2 separate regions of the Homo sapiens genome follow, and region 1 is linked to region 2. Evidence: read pairs that join two places in POLR2A ChIA-PET (ENCODE). Cell type or tissue: A673. All regions are shown on one strand. Links, peaks and the distances in the headings refer to the core of each region. The heading gives the core; the rest is flanking DNA.

The links. ChIA-PET counts read pairs that join two places held together with the same protein. Peaks named below come from ENCODE experiments on the same cell type or tissue, not always from the same donor. Only the 100,000 strongest peaks of a DNase experiment are listed, where the experiment ranks them.
Region 1: POLR2A ChIA-PET joins it to region 2 with 8 read pairs; 2 of 35 experiments call an interaction of 5 or more read pairs at or near these places.

The regions. Positions count from the first base shown.
Region 1 is chr3:131,809,634-131,814,041 of GRCh38, forward strand. All of the region lies in intron 2 of CPNE4 (copine 4), which reads right to left. All of the region lies in intron 2 of LOC105374113 (a long non-coding RNA gene), which reads left to right. Among named protein-coding and RNA genes, the nearest start is that of MIR5704, 170 kb to the right of the region's middle. In A673, for the core only: no CTCF peak of the experiment used is centred there; a DNase peak (open chromatin) is centred at 2,038.
Region 2 is chr3:131,986,247-131,990,654 of GRCh38, forward strand. The region is part of intron 1 of CPNE4 (copine 4); the gene reads right to left. Among named protein-coding and RNA genes, the nearest start is that of MIR5704, 2.5 kb to the left of the region's middle. In A673, for the core only: no CTCF peak of the experiment used is centred there; a DNase peak (open chromatin) is centred at 2,175.

The DNA of each region.
Region 1 (4,408 bases), core at 286-4,285, 180 kb before region 2:
AATGAAAACCAGTGGAATATATGCTAATAGGAAATCAAATGTGGACAAACAAATCATAAGCTTCAATGTTTATTTAATATGAATGAGAAAAGGTAATATCACCTGATAGGTTATTGTAGAGATTTGCAAATGTAACACAAAAAGGTAATAAATATTTCCAAGGGGACCAGGCTAAAAAAGCTGACAGTATTTCTTAAGGGTCATCAATTATCTGAAGTAGGTTTAAGTAATCAGGATATTAGACTTTATCCTTGCAATAGACAAAAATCTTCTTTTGCAATACACAAGAAAAAGAATTGAAAAGGAGTCATGGAAAGGAAGAAAAGAGTGGAAGGAAGAGAATAAGGAGGTAGAAAAGGAAGAGAAGAATCAAGAAGAGGAGGACGAGGAGGAGGAGAAAGAAGTAGAGAACTCATAAACATATAATGATATTAATGCTTTAAATGTGAAACCTGGAACCATAAAGCTTCCAAAAGAAAATGTAGGGGAAAGGCTTCTTGACATTGGTCTTGGCAATAATGTTTTAGATATGACACTAAAAGCACAGGCAATAAAAGTAATAAACAAGTTTATGCCAAAATGAAAAGCTTCTGCACAGCATAGGAAACAATCAGCAAAATGAAGAGGTAGCCTCTGAAATGGGAGAATATTTTTGTCTGTCATATATCTGATAAATGGTTAATATAAAAAATATACAAGGAACTGCTACAACTCAATAGCATACACACAAATAGAAAACAAAATTCCCAAATAACCTGATTGTAAAATGGCAAAGGATCCGAATAGACATTTCTCCCAAGAAAATATAAACATGAGGGAAACGCAAATCAAAACCACAAAGAGATACCACCTCACACCTGTTAGGAAGGCAATCATAGATTAAAAAAAGGTAAGTGTTAGTTAAGTGTTAGTGAGGATTTGGCAGAAAGGGAACCCTTGTACACTGTTGGTGGGAGTATAAATTGATACAACCATTATGGAAAACAGCATGGAGAGTTCTAACAAATTAAAAATAGATTTACCACCTGATCCAGCAAACCCACTTCTGGGTATACATCCAAAAGAATTGAAATTCGGATCTGGAAGAAATATCTGCACTGCCTTGTTCATTGCAGCATTGTTCACAGTAGCCAAGATATGTAAACAACCTAAACATTCATGGATAGATGAGTGGATAAAGAAAATGTGGTGTATACATACAATAGAAGATTATTCGGCCTTAAAAAAGAAGGAAATCATGCCATTTGTGACAACCTTGATAGACCCGAATAGCATTATGCTGGGTGAAATAAGCCAGAAATAGAAAGATACTGTATGATCTCACTTATATATGGAACCTAAAATAGTCAAACTCATAGAGCAGAGAGTAGAATGGTGGTTACCAGGAAAGGAGAAAATGGAAAAGTGATGATTAGAGGGTACAAAGTTTTAGTTACACAAGATAAATAAGCTCTGAAGATCTATTATACAGTATAATGCTTATAGCTAACAATACTGTATTATATACTTGAAGTGTGTACAATAAGAGGGTAGATCTTATGTTGAGTGTTCTTACCACACACATACACATATTAACAATTTTAATAATAAAGGAGGTGGGAGAAAACTTTAGGAGATGATGCATATATTTATGGTCTTGATGATAGTGATGGTTCTATGGGTATATACTTCTCAAACTCATGGAATTGTATACTTTAAATATGTGCAGCTTTTTATATGTAAATTGTATCTCAGTAGAGTGGTTTAAAAAATATATATATATAAAGATGTTTTCCTATCTGGAAATAATGTAAATATGTTGAGTTGGGACATTAGAGCATGGTAAGAGAAATGAAAGAAGGACAACTCAGTGAATGGCTTTGCATCCAGCAGAAAAGTCACCTAGTACGAACTGAAGCCTCTACTATGTATTCAAAGTACCTTCCATGGGAGTTCACCCTTCCACATTTTCCTTCTGTCCCAACCCTGCCTCTAAGTCTCTCTCTGAGAATATTATTCAAATTAGTCCTTATATAAAAGTTCTTAGTCCTCTGAGTGTCCCAGCGGGAGGGCATTATGTAGATTTTCTCAAGTTAACAAATAGTATAGTTAATCAGGATGAAACATTTCAAAATAAAGAGTACATCAATACTTAGGAAGCATGGATATTGTGTCAGGCACTGTGTTAAGGAGTTGAAATATTAAGTGCATCATCTCACTTAACCTCTTCATCTTCATGTGATAGCTATAAATATCCTGGTTAGGAAACAGTCTCAAAGAGTTAAGCATCTTGCTCAAGGTCACACAGCTAACAACTGGCAAAAGAAAGAACACTACTTTTCAGAGAAGCACTATTGCAGGGTATTGCTTGATATTTAAGTATAGGAGAGTGCGCCGTCCATGAAGGAGGGCTTGGAAATCAATAGTCCTCACTAGAAATTTTAGTGTGCTGCCTGCCTGTCTTCAGGTCCATAAAGAACAAATTAGAGAATTTTACCCTATACCCTAACTTTTAGTCAAAATCATCCAGGATTGCAATTAGGATGCAGTCTTTATGGCTCCCCAAGAAGGAATAGAGAAGGTGGAAATAAGTTGGTAAAATTGGAAGAAAAAAAAAAAAAACAGGAAGCATTTACATAAAAACAACTCTTTTAAAGAATCAATAAAGTTACAGACATTAAGGTGAAAGCAAACTAAAGAGATTGAACTTGGAGAGTGGAGGGCAGGTACAAAATGAATGCTCAGGAAGTGGAAAAAGTCAAAGACAAATATTTAGCACAGTATGATGCCAAGAAAGGTGAATATCCAGTTAAGGTAGGAACCAGGGCTGAGGGGCAAAAACAAAGATATTGGAGCCTACTGGTTGTCAATTAGCTCAAAGCACACTTCCCACCTCTTCAAATAAAAACAAAAGAATCTGAGCTTTTCAGAGCTCTGCCTTGAGACCAACAGCCCTAGGGCTAAATATCAAATATCACATGCAAATGTTGTGTGCCTGAGAGCATGCACAACCATTTACTCATTCCATTTCATAACACATATTGAGCATTTACTGTGTTCCAAGCACTGTTAGCAACACAGATGACTTACAAGAGAGTAAGTTACAGCTGAGAGGCCAGTGAAGGCAGACTTGTAGACTGAAACTTTCAGGAGCCATGGAAGAGTTAGTGCTGCAAAATACGTACAGTGTTGTGGGGAGCAGGGAGAATATTTAATGTCTTCACAAAAAGGGAAACATTTGAGTTGGATCTCAAAGGATACATGGAAGTTCACCAGAAAGGAATAAAGGAAAGAATAACATTTTAGGTAGTAATCCTATATCTGGGCATATATACTAAAAAAGTAGTTTTTAAATCAATGAATAAGGATACTTAAAGAAAACTTATTCTGAGGTTAAAATCTGAAAATAATCAGCATGTTCAACCACTAAAGAATAGTTAAGAAAATTGTATTATATTGACTTAATTGTCTTTTCAACTATTTTTGACCTATAAATGGCAATTTCACATCATTTAATAGAATTTCAGTCTAATGAAACTTATTCCGATAAAAATGGGAGAAAATCTGGGAAGACTATGTTGAAATTAAAGAATCCATAAAATAATGGCAGATAAAATACAAAGAACAAAATTTCTATGTGTAATATAAATTGAAGTTTGTAAAATATGTTTCCATAGTGATAAAGATTGAAAAGAAAAGAGGGAAATGAGAGTAGTTGTAATAGAATAGAAGGAGTTAACATATCAAAAATCCATTCACGTTTTTTAAATATATATATAGTATGTATATACAAACGTATATATGTATGTGTGTATACATACAATATAGAAAAATACATATTTTAAAAATATATTTTATTTATATGTATTTATTTAAAATATATATTTAAAATATATTTTTTCTATATTGTATGTATGTATACACACATATGCATACATACACACATTTAAAATATGAACCAAGATGATATTAAGTTACATTCAAAATCTTTTAAAAGTAGCTTATCTAAAACATTCCATTTTATCTAAGTCTGAGAGAAACAGGTTAACCATTTTTTCAGTGGAAAAATAAGCTCATTGATTTCATTTTTAAATAGAAATATCAAATGGCAGCCAGCTGAAGGAGTAATTTGTGTGCTATGAAGCATTGGGTTCTGGGAAGGAGAAGTCCCAGAACACTTATTTATTCCTGCTGCTGTCACAGTATTTGAGTCCAAGATCCAATATGCTTAATTATACCAGACATGATTTTGAAATTCTTGTGTTGAAGATTTGGGGGATACCTAGTTTTTCTGTATCTTGGGTCTCTGTGTCTTTGACAAGAGGTTCAGAATGTGTTACCTCTTCTGGACTGATTTCTATCTGACTGACACACGGCAAGGGTCTAGGTAAAGGCATCAATTTTATATGGTATAGGATCCAGTAGAGAT
Region 2 (4,408 bases), core at 102-4,101:
GGTAGTGTTTGCCAATTTCTGTTGTGTAAATATTCCCACCATGGCCAAGTTCAAGCTACCAACATGATGTCATTGAATAATTTGAATGACATTGTATATAGTTGGAAGCACACAATCTGCCCTCACAAGCCAGTATGGGTCAGCTCTAGCACACCACTGTTCCCACAGGATGATGAGAGCAACAACCTAATGGCTTAAGTGCATCTCCTTTAGGTTCTAGGGAAGATAAGAGATGAGAAAAGCAGCAAACAAACAAAAAAGCAGGCAAATCTGCTCTAGGCAAGATCTGCTTTATTCTGAGAGGTAACGACTGTTCTCTCCTAGCATGGATCAGAGACAGGAGGAATTGTGCAACATAGAACTTAAGGAGGCTGGGCCCGGTGGCTCACGCCTGTAATCCCAGCACTTTGGGAGGCCAGGCAGGCGGATCACGAGGTTAGAAGTTCGAGACCATCCTAGCTAACATGGTGAAACCCAGTCTCTACTAAAAATATAAAAAATTAGAAGCCGGGAGGCGGAGGTTGCAGTGAGCCAAGATTGCGCCACTGCACTCCAGCCTGGGCGACAGAGCGAGACTCGGTCTCAAAAAAAAAAAACAAAAAAAAACAAAAACAAACAAACAAAAAAAAAAAAACAAAGAACTTAAGGATAGACAGAACAGTGTTTTTAAATTTCAGCTGCATATTACAATCCCCTAAGAATTTTCAAAAAGTCCTGATGTCCAGTCCTCACTCAAGGCCAATTAAATCAGAATCTCTGGAAGTGGTACTTAGGCATCAGTTGATATCAATGTGCAGCCAGCAGTGAGAATGAATGCTCCATAAAAACACTTCTCAAATTTGAATGTGCACATATTCAAATGTGTGATTTGTGGGTGATTTGTGAAAATTCAGACTCTGAAAATATTAAGTAAAAAATAGTGGTATTTTGTAAGTTCAAGAACATGAAAAGCTAATAAGCTAATTAACGATAGTAGAAGTAAAACCAGTGGTTGCCTCTGGGAGAGTATTGACTGAAAAGAAGAAGGAAAACCTCTTTGGTGCTGGAAATGTTCTACATTTGATGTGGGAAAAGGTAACAAAATTGACACAATAAGTAGTACACTTTAGGTTAGTACACTTTACAAATTAAGTTGTACAGATTTTTTTTTTTTTTTTGAGACAGAGTTTGGCTCTTGTCACACAGGCTGCAGGGCAATGGCATGATCTCAGCTCACTGTAACCTCCGTCTCCCAGGTTCAAGCGATTCTCCTGCCTCAGCCTCCTGAGTAGCTGGGATTACAGGCATGCACCACCACACCCAGCTAATTTTTTGTATTTTTAGTAGAGACAGGGCTTCACCATGTTGGCCAGGCTGGTCTCGAACTCCTGACCTCACGTGATCCACCCCCCTTGGCCTCCCAAAGTGCTGGGATTAGAATAAATACCAGGCACCATGCCCAGCCAAGTTGTACACTTTTAGATTAGTATACTTTACACAACAAAATAGTGAAACTGGGGGAAAAATGCAGAACCCATGTAGGTTCTGATGGTCTAGATTTCTAACACGTTCCCAAGCAATTCTGATGCTCGATAGCATCTGATCTTACTTTGAGTCTCAAGGCTCTAGACTAGTGTCAGGGTGACTTACAAGTCGATTTGCTATAAATGTTTACCCAGTGCTTATAATGTGCCAAGCACAGGGCTGTTGAATATTAGGTCCATGAATAAGCATTTGGCTTCCTTTAGGAAGCCACAGTCTACTGAGGGCAAATAGTTAGTGTGATACATTTATTCATTAATTACAAATACCATAGTGAGTCTCTGCCATGTGCTATGAGTAGGTGACACAGACATGAACAAGTCAGGGAAAATGCTTGTTCCCCTTCCCCCAGGATTTATGGATATTAGACCATAAAACACACATATATTTACTCATCCCAAATGAGATACATGCTATAAGAACAGGGTGAAGTTGAGTTGTTGAAAGAAGGTCAATATGGTTGGAAAGTGAGAAGTGACAGTTAGCAGTAAACAATGAGGTCACTGATCCATATAGGGGCCGGAGAAAGCAGGGCTTGATGAGCCAGGTTAAGGATTCTGGTCTTTGTCTTAAGAGCAATGGGAAGCCTTTGAAAGGGCTTAAGCAGGAGAGTGGCATAATCAGATTTGCATTTTTAAAAAGATCACTCTAACTGCATTGTGGTGAGCCAGTTGGAGAGCGGCCAGAAAGAGGGTCAGTCTAGTAGACCAAAAGAGAGATGATATTAGCTTGGATGAGGGCAATAGCTATGGAGACAGAAATGGGCCTAGTTTACGGATATTCATGTAGGAATATAGACAAATCTTGATAGTTGATTGACTACAAAGGAGTCAAAGATGACTTTGAGTGTTCTCACTTGCACACCTGTAAAAATCAGGGTGTCATGCACAAAAATGGGGAGGAACACTGTCCTTATTGTTTCCGTATTCTCCAGGCTTACCAGAATAATCTCAATTTTATGTAAATTTATTTTTTAGTTAACATAGTTTTCCAAATATAAGATTTATAAATAAATCCACAAATTAAAAAATGTTTGACAATGATACCTCTTTTTCCATGGTCAGCATAGCTGAGGAAGAGCTAGATTCACATAAACCTGGATCACTGTAATGCCAGGCCCACTTATGTTTCACTGTGGACATAAAGACCCCAAAGCTCAAAAGTTAAATACAAATTATTCTTTTCTATGCATTTCCCCTCTTTCTTCCCTTTAGGACTCATAAACTAATAGTTGACTATGTTATATAGAGATACATGCTTAGGAAACTGCTTATAATTGTGTGCACTGCTGTTTTGCCATTGCTGATTTTACTTCTCAGAGTGATGCATTTTAAAGGTGTGTTCAAAGCCCACCTGTCTGAATGACTCTCAGGTGCCACACAAAGGGTGGCAGATGATGAACATGACCTCTAGGAGATAAGAAGCAGACCTGGATGCATTATTGCATTATTATCCTTCTAAAAGAAATAAAACCTTTTGGTGGCTATTGAGATCAGATTCAACGTGAAAATATAGGAGTTTAGAGTTTACTGGAGTCCCTGTAGGTCAACTAAGTGCCCCTAAAGGCTTTCAGGTAGCATAGATTGTTTCAAGCATAAAATACCGCTTTGGAATATCAAACATTAAGCTCTCATCAAACACTGTAGGTGAGTAAACAGAGGCTTTAACTACAAATACATGTATTAAAAATTTCTTCTTGAGCAGTAACAATGGCCAAAGAATTGCGCAAGTTTGGGAACCTGTAAACCAAGAGTCCTACCCTCATGGTGCTGTATTCTACCAGGAAAACAGATATGAGAAGAACCAAAGAAAATTCAAGATAGAATGAAATTAATGCTGAAAAGAGAGAGAAGCAACTTTTGTGAAAGCCAAAAGAATGACATATTTTCTCTCACTGGGAGACAAGAAAGCGCTTATTAAAACAATGTAATTTGAGGTGGTGATAGGTGAGGAATAAATCCAAATTTTACGGGTGGAGAAAGCATGTCCAGTCCAAGATAACACCATGTCAAAAATATCAAAAAGCAAAATTGCTTTCAGATTTTGGGAAACACGTAGTAGTACAGTGAGAATAACGTTCTGGTGAGACCAGGGTGAGCAAGCTTATAACCAAGCATGAAGGGCCCAGAATTCTGGACTAAAGAGGCTTAAATGTAACGCATGGGCTCTGGGAAGCCATTGAAGGAAAGGCAGGAAGCTCCATTTGGAAGGGGAATGTTGCTGGACTATGGGCATAATGAAAATAATGGATTATTGTGAATTTGTAGCCAAAGCCCACATTCTCTTCAGGTGAATTGCAATGCCCATTGTTTCACTGGTAACTTTGTAAAACAGAAGAGACATTTAAAATAATGTATCTTCATTTATCATTTTGTGTGTCATACAAGTCTCTGTAAACTTATATGACCACATCTCCAAGATAGAAAGATTTATCTATATTTAATTCTCTAAAAGAAAAGATACAATCAGTAAGTTTAGTTTTACGAAAGAATAATTTTCACTATCTAAATTATGATTGTGCAGGCTATAGGTTATTTTACTAAAAAATTATTGGTTCAAGGACTGAGTTGAGTTTTGAGTTCTAGCCAATTTTTTAGTGCCTAAGTCTAAACAACTATTGTTATGTAGAGGTGGAATAAATGTTTTATGTGTGTGTTATGTGTAGAATAAATGTTGTTTTTGGTTCTTTTTCTTTTTTTTAAACACCCCCTGCCCCCAGTAAACACAATAACAATTATATTGTATGAAGCATTTCAAGTACATATTCAATAAAATACGTAAGACAAATGTTATATGACTTGACAACATAATACGTATAGAATAAAATATGAAAAGACTTGGATTATTTTCATTTTCTTGATCTTTTACAATAAAATAAATACCTGAT